Regions from separate parts of the Homo sapiens genome. Here region 1 is linked to region 2. The links are chromatin loops, found by intact Hi-C in ENCODE. Cell type or tissue: heart right ventricle. All regions are shown on one strand.

The links. A loop is a pair of places that touch in the nucleus more often than their neighbours do. Peaks named below come from ENCODE experiments on the same cell type or tissue, not always from the same donor. Only the 100,000 strongest peaks of a DNase experiment are listed, where the experiment ranks them.
Region 1: a loop joins it to region 2, with 4 times the contacts of the local background. A loop is called at or near these places in 1 of 110 quality-filtered maps.

The regions. Positions count from the first base shown.
Region 1 is chr17:44,663,002-44,667,001 of GRCh38, forward strand. It overlaps MEIOC (meiosis specific with coiled-coil domain), which reads left to right. Exons shown (of 8, transcript NM_001145080.3): 4 at 2,383-2,487; 5 at 3,375-4,000. Among named protein-coding and RNA genes, the nearest start is that of MEIOC, 8.5 kb to the left of the region's middle. In heart right ventricle, no CTCF peak of the experiment used is centred here; no DNase peak of the experiment used is centred here; H3K27me3 peaks cover 418 bases.
Region 2 is chr17:44,597,998-44,601,997 of GRCh38, forward strand. No RefSeq gene overlaps it. Among named protein-coding and RNA genes, the nearest start is that of FZD2, 43 kb to the left of the region's middle. RefSeq lists an enhancer at 1-359. In heart right ventricle, no CTCF peak of the experiment used is centred here; a DNase peak (open chromatin) is centred at 1,588.

The sequences.
Region 1 (4,000 bases), 65 kb after region 2:
TAGTGCATAAATCTTAAGTTCTTCTTTCTAAAGATGACTTATATGAATGAGTTAAAACTTTTAGATGTTTTTGTCATCCAGTTCTAAATTTTCCATTTTTTTCCTTCACAACTCTACAACAAACAGGGTTTTATCAAACATAAGATATTTTAAATTATTTTTCTGTTCAATTCCACAAATAATAAGGGCCCCCTGTACATCAGATGCTTTTCTATGGGGGATACCAGAATTTAAACATGGCAAATATTATCCTTGCCTTTATAATCTTGATGATGATGATGATGATGATGATGATGATGATGATGACGATAACTAGGATATTATGGGAGCCTATTGCAAAGAGGAGCCCTAAGGGAGTGACATCTATCTTTAATTATATATGGGAGCTATTTATAGAGGCTGATGCCTCATTAGTCTAACCAGGAAATAGTTATTTGTATTTATTAGAAAAGTGTTAAAAAATTAAAATTCTTGGCAAATTCTCTAAAATAATTTTATTAGAAAGTCTACGTAATACATAATTCTACAAAAAACAAAAATATTTTTAAAGTTGATACATGCTATTGAAAAAATTCAAGCCTATTCTCGCTTTTGGCTAAGATCAAGTGAAAAAATTCAAACTTTTCAGAAATATATATCAAGAAAAGTGAAAGTCTGTCTTAACCTTCTCCCCCCGCCACCCAATAACAGCTGCTAGCAGTTTGGTATATATTACATTGAATTTTTTTTAGATATATACTAATACATAATTACACAAAAAAGCTTTTATATTGAACTTTTATGAGATAACACATGTAGTAGAAAAGGTATTGGACTTACAGGGAGACTATTTAGCAAGTATGTAGTAGTTTGGCAAGTCATATACCCTTGCAAAATACAAGTTTCTTAATATCTCAAATGATCATTCATTTATTCAACAGATAATAACGAATGATTACTAATGCTTACCTTTCCAATGTTATGAAGATCAATTAAATATGAGTGTTATGCAAATATAAGGTATTTTATTTCAAAAATATCCCAACACTATGAAATGTTGAAATATGAAAAAACCGGAAGTTACAATTTATTATAAAACAATGTACAGGGCCGGGATTGGTGGCTCACGCCTGTAATCCCAGCACTTTGGGAAGCTGAGGTGGGCAGATCACAAGGTCAGGAGTTCGAGACCAGCCTGACCAACATGGTCAGGCTGAAAATACAAAAAAAAATTAGCCAGGCGTGGTGGCACGCGCCTGTAGTCCCAGCTACTTGGGAGGCTGAGGCAGGAGAACCGCTTGAACCTGGGAGGCGAAGGTTGCAGTGAGCAGAGATCGCGCCATTGCACTGCAGCCTGGGGAACAGAGCGAGACTCCATCTCAAAAATAAATAAATAAATAAATAAACAAACAAACCAACAAATAGATGTACAGGTTGAGCATCCCAATCTGAAAATCCGAAATCCAGACTGATCCAAAATCCAAAACTTTTTGAGTGCTGACATGATGCTCAAAACAAATGCTCATTGGAGCATTTCAGATTTTGGATTAGGGACGTTCAACCAAATATACAAGTATACATTATATATTTGGAGTATAATGTATATTTCCAGAATCCAAGAAAAAAACCTGAAATCCAAAACACCTCTGATCCCAAGCATTTTGGATAAGGAATACTCAACCTGTATTACTTCAAGGAAGAAATTACCCAAAAACTGTAACAGGTAAAAGGTACCAATCTTCCACGTGCTTGTGGTTTTTACATTTTGTATTTAGTCAGTATCAGTCACTAGGTGGATTTCTGGGATAAAAGGAACTCCATCCAGTCATGCTTTGCAAGCATTAGGGATGGCTCCCAAATCTGTTACATTTAAGCGACAACTGCAAAATTGCTGTGGTGTCTAGGATGACCATATCGCATTTCACTTTTTTATCCAATATTAATATAGAGTCACAAAAATAGAATAGAGCATCAGGTTCATATGGTTTTCAAATTGCAAATGAGGAAGCTGAGCAGGTGTTGATGGAATAATGTATAATAAGACAAGACTTGCTTTCAGGAGCAGCTATGATACCAAGCATGTCTGTGACATCATAGATGACAGATTTATATCTTGGTCACCTAAAATGAAAACCATGTGTTGTGGAGAAATAAGAGGTAAGCATGCACTGTAAGTTAGATATAGGATTTGAAATGAAGGAGAAATATTTATGTGGAAAAGACATTTCCACATAAAAATATTTATGTAGAAAAGAAAATATTCTTGAGTTCTAGTCTCTTCTTTATTTGAAATGATGGTGTAGATTCAGTCCACATATTTTATAGATAAAGATGGTAAGGTAGGATAAGTCTGGAAAGAGTAATCAATATATTGTATTTCAGCACGAATTCATTTATTTTTAGGATTCAAACAGAAAGAAATGACTATGGCAGTGAAACAGACTTATATGGACTTGTGTCTAACATTTTGGAAGAACAAGATAAGTCACAGCCATATTTTGCTGAAGGGTTAGTATATAATCTATATAGTATATAACAGGCTTTTAAACTAACATACACTAGTTTACCCTGTTTATTAACTTTTATTTTTACTTAATAGTGGATCATCTGACAGTAGGTATCTTAATTCAAATATTGTTTCAAGGAGACTTGATTTTGCTGAAGTATTTGCTATATAATTGGAAGTTCAGTCTAAGGTTTTGTATAAGGACTTTCATTGAAAAATTATTCTTGCATAATTCAGAGCTATTTCCCTTGAGTTCATGAACTAAAGATTGGCTTAAATAATATAAATTCAAAGGAACTTTTATACATAGATCCCAAAGAATAAAACTCATTACTACTATGCAGAAATACATATGGATTTTATTCATGTGTTAGAAAATTTTGTAATGTTTCAATTGTTTTATTGAAGTGTGGAAGCTATATTACCCAAATATACTATTTCATAAATAGGGAAGTATGTAGCACACATATAACCAATTAAAATATTTTAATTTCACAAAGTTTAAGCAAAACACATTTTTTTCATTAAAAAAAACTGTGGTCAACAATGCTTTTATGTAATAACCTAAGCAAAGGAAAAACTTATTTTCTGCTTACTATAGATAAATAATTCATCTAAGACCATGAAGTCACATATTAGGCCTTAGTTATTGTCTCTTGGGAAAGTACAGCGAAGACATTAAAATGCATATTTATGTAACATACAGCACATTTCATGTGACAGATAATTATCTGGAGCTAATGGTAGCTTATAAAGCAGAGTTGAAAGGGATTAGAGAATGGTGACATGGGGCAAGATAAATGTTTTTGAAGACCTTTTCTCCCTTTTCCACTGAAGAAATAAAGTCTTTAAAACCTAAGTTGTAATTAAATATATTTATTTGTTCTAGGACCTGCTCCTCCAATTTAAAGTCAGTTTGGCCAATGAACACAAGCAGATTTGCAGATCACCATGACCTCTTAACAGAAACCAAAAGGCCAATAGATACAGTCATCTCTCAGCAAGCTTTTTATAGTGATGAATCTGTGTCAGCAATGGAAAAGCAATACCTGCGTAACAGTAATCTCACACCACAACAAAAAATAGATGAACTTCATCATGGATTTACTGGTTTAGATCTTGAAGAACAATGGATGTACCCCTCACGAAGTGATCATTCTAACTGTCACAATATTCAGACAAATGATACAGCTAAGACAACATTCCAAGAATATCCACTTATCAAAAACTGTTTTACACCCCAAACTGGTCTGTCTGATATCATGAAAGAATCAGGAGTTGATATCTACCATTATGGAAGAGACAGAATATGTACTAAAGGTCTTGAAGCACCACTACAGCAAAAAAGGGCAGAGATGTTTCTTTCTCAATTTAATAGATACAATGAAAATGTAGATTATTGTAGATACCCAGAGTATGTTCATCCTAATAAGGCTAAGCTTAATAAATGTTCAAATTTTAGTGTCCAAGATAGCAAAAAATTAGCCAATGGCACACCTGAAACACCAACTGTAG
Region 2 (4,000 bases):
AAGGCCACCAAGGCCAGCAGGGACCACTGATGACTGCACAGAAGAAGGGGACATAAAGGCTGGGCTGGATTGGCAGTGTGGGAAGAGCAGGAGCAGAGGTTCACGGTGCACACGGCAGTGAGCCCATCAGATTGGCTCACTCCATCCTGACAACTTCTGTCCCCCGACTCCCCAACCCTGTAAATGGGCCCACCTTTCACATTTGAGGACTTGGGGCAAAAGTACACATAAGAGGCCTCAAACAAAATTTCTAAATATTTAAAACATATAAATCAAGCAAACAAACTTAAATAAAAATGTATCCTATCCTCTTACCTTGACAAATATCCTTTCATAATGACTGGAGTTGTGCACTGGAACATGGCGGTGCTGCCTCCACCCTCTGGCCTACCCCCACTTTCCTCTGCTGTGCCCCTGAGGGGACACTTCAGTCAGCCCTGTGGGCAAACTCCTCCCACCCCTGTACGACAGCCATCCCTAGACCACCCCTCAGCCCAAGGGCATGCGCACTTGCAGCTTGGTCGGCCCTCAGGAGGATGGACAGGGCAAAGGCTTCCTCAGGCCTTGGAAATAGGCTGAGGTCACTTGGATGGGGAATTCTGGGGACCAGGAGACGGCCAGGACTGGAGTGAGTCCATTGAGGCCCTCACCCAGGTGCAAAAATGAAGGTACACACATACAACAAAACTCAGTAATAAACATAGGTGATTTTTTTTTTTTTTTTTGAGACAGGGTCTCACTTTGTCACCCAGGCTGGAGTGCAGTGGCGCAATCTCAGTTCACTGCAGCCTCTATCTCCTAGGATCAAGCAATCCTCCCACCTCAGCCCCCTACATAGGTGGGACTACAGACATATGCTGCCACACCTGGCTAATTTCTCTGGTTGTTGGGGTAGAGATGGGGTTTCACCATGTTGCCCAAGCTAATCTCAAACTCCTAGCCTCAAGCAATCTTCCCGCCTTAGCCTCCCAAAGTGCTGGGATTATAGGGGTGAGCCACTGCACCCAGCAGATAGAGATGATACTTTAATGCAATATTTTAAAAATCAAAATTAATGTAAAAATCCATAATAAACAAAATATCAAATTTTTAAAGACAGGATCAGTATTACTGATTTTATTTATTTATTTATTTATTTATTTATTTATTTATTTTTGCCTCAGGTTCCAATAAGATCTTACACAGCTCTGGGCCAGGAACCCAGAGCATGTGTAGAAGGGAGGGCGAAGTGGGCTCTGCAGGCTCTGGGCATGCATATCCCAGGGAATCTTTGCTCTGTGGGGCTGGGAGCAACCAGAAGCTCCCAGAACAGGCTGCAGAACAGGGACCTGTCTTGCCTGGAGCCTCAGTGTGGTATTACAGTAACTGAGAGCTCCGTGAGGGCTTCAGCATCTAGTGGAGTCTCTAGCACTTAGTAGGCCCTCAGTGAGAAATTCTTGAATATGTAAATGAATAATGCTGACTTTTCCAAAATCACCATTGCAGTCATATTCATTACAAGGGTTACTAGGACAGCCGCTCTCAGCACAGCACGCTGGCTGGAGGCTGAGTCAGGGCATGAGTAGGGGCTGGCGAGAGTGGAGACAGGGAACCTGCCAAGACTTAGAGGAGACTGGGCTAGGATCTTGGAACGGGTGATATGGAGGTCAGGGGTCTCAGTGACTCAACAGAGCAGGGTTTAGAAGGCAGGAGGGAGGGGGAGGAGAGGCAGGATTATGGTGAGGGATGGAGGGGGAGGGCAGAGCTGGCTCAGGGAGGACCAAGGGGCAGGCCTGGGAGTGAGCAGGAGTGGAAGCAGGGAAGGGAGTGGTAGACCCCTGCAGGAAGAGCCCAGGGCTCTGGAAGGAGTGAGGGGTGTGGGGGGCATGTTTCTGCTCAGTCAACAGAGGCCTGGAGAATCAAAGGCTCCCAGAAGCCCAGACCAGGTCAGTTCATCAAGGAAGGTTCTCGGCAGCCCTCTCCCCATCCTCTCGGGTTACACACTGGTGTTCCCTATTTCAGGCCCTCGCACTTGCCAATGGCCCAGCCTCTCCTCCCCTCTCCTGCCCCCACTTTCCCCAGGGAGGGACAAACACACTTGATATATGAAGTGTTTCCACCTAGACGCTTGGGAATCCCACAAAGCCTTCAGTGTGTGACAGCCCCTCCCCCTTCCTCCCCCAGCCCTTTCCTCTCCTCCTTCTGTCTGGGAGTCTGGGAATGGCTCCTTTACCTGGGAGTGTCACAGAGAAGGGGGGACATGCGGTGGTTGGGGATGTTCCTGGGCCTCTTAAGCCCAAGATCGGGTGGGTGAATGTGGTGAGTGTTGGGGGCGCAGGGTGATGATCGCTGGCTTCTCTGGCTTCCCAGAGGCTGGAGGGGCTTGGTTTCTATGACTGCCTCTCTGCCCACCCTGCCCACCTCCCTCCTTGCTGCTGATGCCCCATCCACTGGCCCGGGGGAGTGTTGCACACCCCGCTTTCCTCCACATAGGAACCCAGAGGAGAGAGAAAACCAAATTGTCAAATGCTCCCTATGTGCTAGGCATTGTGCTAGGCCATTTTACAAAAATAATCTCAGCTCCTTCCTGGAAAGCTTGTGAGAGTTTACAGCTGAAGACACAGCGAGGCGAGTATGGCACACTGATCAAGACCATGGACTTGGATGGCAGACAGACCCGGGACCAGATCCCAGCTCTTGGCCTCATCAGCTCTGTGAATGGGGCAAGTTTCTTTACCTCTCCTCCCCCAAGCCTCAGTTTCCCCATCCCTAAAGGAAGGATGTACAGCCCTCCACAGAGTTGTTAGAAGTATTAAATAAGATGGGTGTGGTGTCTCACACTTGTAATCCCAGCACTTTGGGAGGCCAAGACGGGAGGATCACTTGAACCCAGGGGTTCAAGACCAGCCTGAGCAACACAGGGAGACCTCCTCTCTACAAAACATTTACAAATTAACCGGGCATGGTGGTGCATGCCTATAGTCCCAGCAATGTGGGAGGCTGAGATGGGAGGATCACTTGAGCCTGGGAGGTCGAGGCTACAAAGAGCCATGATCGTACCACTGCACTCCAGCCTGAGTGACAGAGCAAGACCCTGTCTAAAATAAAATAAATGATATTGGCCGGGCGTGGTGGTTCACACCTATAATCCCAGCACTTTGGGAGGCCAAGGCGGGCAGATCACTTGAGGCCAGGAGTTTGAGACCACCCTGGGCAACATAGCAATACCCCATCTCTACCAAAAATACAAAAGTTAGCTGGGCATGGTGGTGCACGCCTGTAGTCCCAGCTACTTGGGAGGCCGAAGTGGGAGAATCACTTGAGCCCAGGAGGCAGCAGTTGCAGCGAGCTGAGATCACGCCACTGCACTCCAACGTGGGTGACAGAGCAAGACTTTGTCTCAAAAATAAATAAATAAGACATTGTTCATGAAATACCTGGCAACCAGCCTTGGTAGGTGCTGAGATTATAATTGTTGCCACAGTCCCATCCCCGTCTCTGGGCGCTCTCTGCCAAGGTCTGTCTCAGAAGGCAGGGGCCGTGGGCCCTGTGGCATAGGCTTGCCCCTGGAGAGCGGGGTTGGGCAGAGGAAGCACCTGCAGGGGAGAATGCCAGTCCCAGGAGCCCTCAATGGAAGCACAGCGACAAAGGCGATGGTATACTTGACTCCAAGAGCCTGAAGTCAGGGGGCGCGGGGGACACAGACATCCCACCTCCCACCCACAAGCAGGGGAGGATCCCTGACATCGCAGTGGGTGGTGGCTCTGGCCCAGGGCTCCTCCTCTGACTCAAGGAGAAGCCGCAGCTGGCCTTGGGCCACACCAGCCACTTACATGGCCCACACACAACCTGTGTACATCACTCTAACTCCTCTCGCCGCCAGCGGTACAGTGAAGAGGGGAAACGGGAACACGTGGATGTTGGGAATAACGTGTTACGTGTGAATGAGCCAGTTCGCATTGAGCCTGCAAGCGCAGGCACCCGGCACCCATGTGGGGAGTACATGTGGGGTGTATGTGCC